Linked DNA regions of Homo sapiens: region 2 is linked to region 1. Evidence: chromatin loops called from intact Hi-C (ENCODE). Cell type or tissue: A673. All regions are shown on one strand.

The links. A loop is a pair of places that touch in the nucleus more often than their neighbours do. Peaks named below come from ENCODE experiments on the same cell type or tissue, not always from the same donor. Only the 100,000 strongest peaks of a DNase experiment are listed, where the experiment ranks them.
Region 2: it touches region 1 in a loop (4-fold over the local background); 2 of 110 quality-filtered maps call a loop at or near these places.

What each region holds. Positions count from the first base shown.
Region 1 is chr10:12,540,679-12,543,178 of GRCh38, forward strand. The region is part of intron 1 of CAMK1D (calcium/calmodulin dependent protein kinase ID); the gene reads left to right. Among named protein-coding and RNA genes, the nearest start is that of MIR4480, 37 kb to the right of the region's middle. In A673, no CTCF peak of the experiment used is centred here; DNase peaks (open chromatin) are centred at 1,213 and 1,793; H3K27ac peaks cover 2,500 bases.
Region 2 is chr10:12,710,278-12,712,777 of GRCh38, forward strand. All of the region lies in intron 3 of CAMK1D (calcium/calmodulin dependent protein kinase ID), which reads left to right. Among named protein-coding and RNA genes, the nearest start is that of MIR548Q, 14 kb to the right of the region's middle. In A673, a CTCF peak has its summit at 1,012 (motif pointing left); a DNase peak (open chromatin) is centred at 1,004; H3K27ac peaks cover 1,991 bases.

The sequences.
Region 1 (2,500 bases):
AAGCTAATCGTGTGGGTATTTAAGAATGTCTCATCATGGTTCTTGAAGCTATTATGCAGGATTGCTTATCATTGTGGAATTCACCAGTTAAAGAGGAAGATGAGAACGTTTCAGTAAGAAAGCGTAACTATTTTGAAGGATCTGTCTGTTCCTAAGCATCTACCTACTAAAGTTAAGGATATGTTTCTAATTTGAACTGGTTGGTCGGGCACTGGTCCCAGTTAATGAGAACCTGAGTTATAGGTTTTTTTTTTTTTTTTTAAGAAAAAGAATTTCGATACTTTTAGCTTAAGCGTTAGCATAAACAAATGTATGGCTTACTGTGTAATTGTCAGGTGGAGGGCTTTAAAAGACACATTTTAATGAATAGACATTGTATCTAAATTGGATATCCATTTTCTTGGATTCATATTTGTTCTTCAAGCCTGTGAAAGCAAGTCTTTTTGCTGTGTTTGCTTGGCAGAACTTTATTTTCCAGATTGGGCCTGGCTTTTCTTCGGTCAGTGTGCTGAATTAGCACTACAAAATGTCATTAGTGGTGTGTGATTTAGTGAAGATTTTTAGCTGAAGATTCTATCAGAAGGAGTTAATGTCAGTTCTAAAATTGCCAAGTTTCTGCCTGGAGAGTTGCGTACACATTGAACATTGAGACCATTGACTTCACTACTGGTTTTTTGTTTTTCTTTCTTTTCTTTTTTTGTTTAAGATGGAGTCTTGCTCTGTGACCCAGGCTGGAGTGCAGTGACGTGATCTCAGCTCACTGCAACCTCCGCTGCCTGGGTTCAAGCAGTTCTCCTGCCTCAGCCTCCTGAGTAGCTGGGATTACAGGCGTGTGCCACCACGCCTGGCTAATTTTTCTATTTTTAGAGACAGGGTTTCACCATGTTGGTCAGGCTGGTCTCGAACTCCTGAGCTTGTGATTCACCCGCCTTGGCCCCCCAAAAGTGCTGGGATTACAGGCGTGAGCCACTGCGCCCAGCTGACTTCACTACTGTTATGGTCCATTCGGATTCTCTGGGGTCTGTAAGGGTTGGAGTTAGCAAACAGGTTTTTCTGTTTGAAGAATTGATTCTGATCTGGAACAATAGGTCTAAAAGGCACCTGTCTGTTTCCTAGACGGTCTCAAGCCAAGTACCACTGACTTCACTTTTTGCTGTGTTTTATCTTCCTTCCTTCCTTCCTTCCTTCCTTCCTTCCTTCCTTCCTTCCTTTTTTTTTTTCAGGTCTCTCTTTGTCACCCTGGCTGGAGTGCAGCGGTGCAATCACAGCTTACTGCAGCCTCAGCCACCCAGCCCAAGTGATCCTCCCACCTCAGCTTCGTGAGTAGCTGGGACAATAGGCATGCACCACCATGGCAGGATAATTTTTGAATTTTTTTCTGGTAGAGATGGGGTTTTACCTTTTTGGCCAGGCTGGTCTGGAACTCCTGGTCTTAAGTGATCCTCCTGCCTTGGCCTCCCAAAGTGCTGGGATTACAGGCATGAGCCATGGAACCCCAGCTTTTCAGTGTTTTAAAACCAGCCTTTAATATTGTGCTGACGTGACACTGGGGAAAATAATATGCTTAGTAGAAAAGAACATTTTAATTTATGGTCGGAGGCTGGGGGGTAACGTCTGCAGGCCCAGTTACACAGTCTGGTAAGGGCAATAGGCTGGAAGCGATGCTGTTAATAAAGTTAATAACACCATCAGTCTGATTTGTATGTAGAATGACTAAAAAGCATAGAAAGGCAAAGAGCCAATAATAGCTACACTAAGCTAATAGGGCAGGTCATTTCAGCACCATCTGATTATTTCTTGGTCTAATTTGGGATGGATATAATTTCACCGAGTGGTTGGTTTAGTGAACTGTCATGAATCAAAAAGACAGCTCCCAAATCCCTGATTCTTGTTAAAAGTCAGAGGAGTCCTCTTGAGGTTTCATCAGTTCCATTCGACTAAGAGTTTTGGAGCACCTAAAATATGCAAGTCACAGCACATTGTTCAGAGGCTACATTTTTGACCATTTTGTGATTAAATTGCTCTTGTATGAGAAAAGAATTTATTTTAAATTGATGTGCACTTATTTATTTATTTATTTTTGAGACCGAGTCTCGCTCTGTCGCCCAGGCTGGAGTGCAGCAGTGTGAACTCAGCTCGCTGCAACAACCTCCGCCTCCCGGGTTTGAGCAATTCTCCTGCCTCAGCCTCCCAAGTAGCTGGGATTACAGGCATGCGCCACCATGCCCGGCTCATTTTTGTATTTTAGGTAGAGATGGGGTTTCATCATGTTGGCCAGACCGCTCTTGAACTCCTGACCTCAGGTGATTCCCCACTCCTCGGCCACCCAAAGTGTTGGGATTACAGGCGTGAGCCACCATTCCTGGCTATTATTATTATTTCTTTTTGAGATGGAGTCTTGCTCTGTCACCCAGGCTGGAGTGCAGTGGCACGATCTTGGCTCACTGCAACCTCCACTTCCTGGGTTCAAGTGATTCTCCTGTCTCAGCCTCCCGAGTTG
Region 2 (2,500 bases), 170 kb after region 1:
CATTGATTTACGTTGTAAGTAACACACTACTGCCACCAGAGTATTTCTGGACAGTGTCTTGATAACTTTCGGTAATTTGGCTGTACCCTGTCATTCATTCCGTACATGTTTATTGAGCATCTATTATATGCTAGAAATGACATGAGCTATGGAAAATATGAACATGAAAAATAAAGAGCCCACAGATTAGTGACAAAGACAGAGAAGAAACAAATGCCTTCGATACAGTCTTTTGTACGTCAAAGTTTTTAGCCCTCTTGACAGTGGCTTGAGAGACCAGGTGTACAGACTTCTTTCGGGCTCAGGTCCTGCAAGTTGTGGGATGGGGGCCAGGATAATTTGCCACCAGCAAGCTTGGATTCAGCCACCTGCTGCTGCCCAGAATGCGATCCAACCTTTCCCAGTGAAAATGCAACCTTAGGAGTCAGGACCCAGGCAAGAGGGGGAGTGTGTAAAGACCTACACTGTATTCCACTAAGAACAAATAACTAATCACACAGCAGAACCTCTGGTATATAAACAAAGACATCCAGGCTGAACACAACCCCACCGGCGATATGTACCTCCGAGTGTACACCAGGGTATATAAAAAGTTATCCAAATGTCTGTTGCCTTTGACATTTGATCAATCACTATTGGAGTTTTCATCAACTTGTTCAGACTATATACCATGGATCTTTGCTGGGTGGATTAAGGTTTTGAATGTATTGCTTGTGTATTTCATCATGCAGTCAAAATCCACCTCCCACATAAGCCTGTTGTTGGATAGAGCTCCCAGTCATGAAAGTCTGTCCTCTTTTTCTCCCCTTCTATTTCTTGGTATTAATTTCAGCTTAATCAAGTCTTCTGGCCCTGTGATTCCAGGAACAGTTGGGTTCTGGCTAAAAGCAAAAGAGAAAACCGCCTGTTTCAGTCGCATAAGGTGATGTGGCAAGAACTTGTTTCTGAGGAATCCAAGATCTAGCCATTTTCAGCAGTGGTCATAGGGGACTGGAACGGGGGCGCCACCTGCAGGCTAAGGGGGAAAACACAGAGCGAGAAACTGAACCTTGCTTTAGGGGACAGGCATTTAAAGGCAAAGGAAATTCAGTCCCTCTGTGATAGACAGTAATGAACTCAGCAGGCTGTCTTGTAGATAAATATGCATGAGAATGCATCGTTGGAAGAGCTCTCACGTATTCCCTTCATTCCTGCCTTTTGGAGTTTCAGAATGTTTTACATTTTATGTTCATTTATATTTTTCTTTGTCAGAGTATGGAGATCCTAAAATCATCTGCCAGGGTATTTGCTGCTTCTTGGTACTGCTTGCTGCTCTTTTCAGAGAGAGCAGTGCCAGGTAAAATATTCTGCATTCTCATAAGAAGAGGTGAATGTCATTGCGTTCCCTGTTAATATGAGGCAGGGAAGGACGCTCTGGCCCGGAGCCGGAGTCCTCACACCACTTTGGTCTCTGTCCTTTCTAGCAGATCTAAATATCTACTCTGTCTACACCCTGTTTTTACAGAAACACCAGTGCTAGTCTAGAATGAAGGCAACATTGACAGCAGTGATGATCAAACGTTCGTTTTTCAATATGCCATGAAAAATAACTTGGTCCAAAATAAAATTCTGTCCTTATATTTCTATTTAGATGTATACCTCCCATAAAGGTAAAATGTTTTTCTCAGACGTAATTTCAGATTTTCTGTGTGCCCTACCAACAGATCAGGTTTCTCCTAAGTTTTTCAGTGGAAAATGTGATCGGCAAATGTATCAGCTGTTCCTCTGTTAGCTTTGTTGATTGATGCTTTTGAGGGGCAGAGTAGGTTTATTTGCTGATTTGTGCATTTTATCAGGTACAAAGGACATAGCAGATGTGGAAGATGCTTTTAAGAACTTCACCAAGAAGCTTGAGGGCCACCCTAAGGGAAGCTCCGCTCTCCTTCAACTGAAGCTCTCCAGGGACAATAGGAGCTGATGTTTTTGGAAGCGTCACACTGCTGGGGTCAGTGTTGCAGGTTCAGGAATGTCAGGATGCAGCCCTGTGTCTAGAGTACTCACAGCTAGGACAGGCGCACACATAACTATAATACCAAGCCAGCCTGCAGCAGCGCCATGGAGGGGCACACAGGGTGAAGAAGGGTGTCTTAGCTGGAATTGCTACAACAGAACGCTGTAGACTGGGCAGCTTCAATGTGGATGTGTATTTCTCACAGTTCTGGAGGGTGGAAGTTCCAGAGCAAGGTGGTGGCTGATTCACTTCCTGGTGAGGGCTCTCTTCCTGGTTTGCAGACGGCCTCCTTCTCACTGTGTTCTCACATGGTGGACAAAAAGAGGGCTCTGGCGTCTCTTCTTATAGGGACACTAATCGCATCCTGGGGGCCCCATTTGTTTGACATCATCTAACCTGATCGTCTCCCAAAGGCTCCATCTCCTAATACCATCATACTGGGGGTTAGGGTTTCGTGTGTATTTAGGGGTAGGGGAGACTAACATTCAGTCCATAACGGAGGGGAAGATT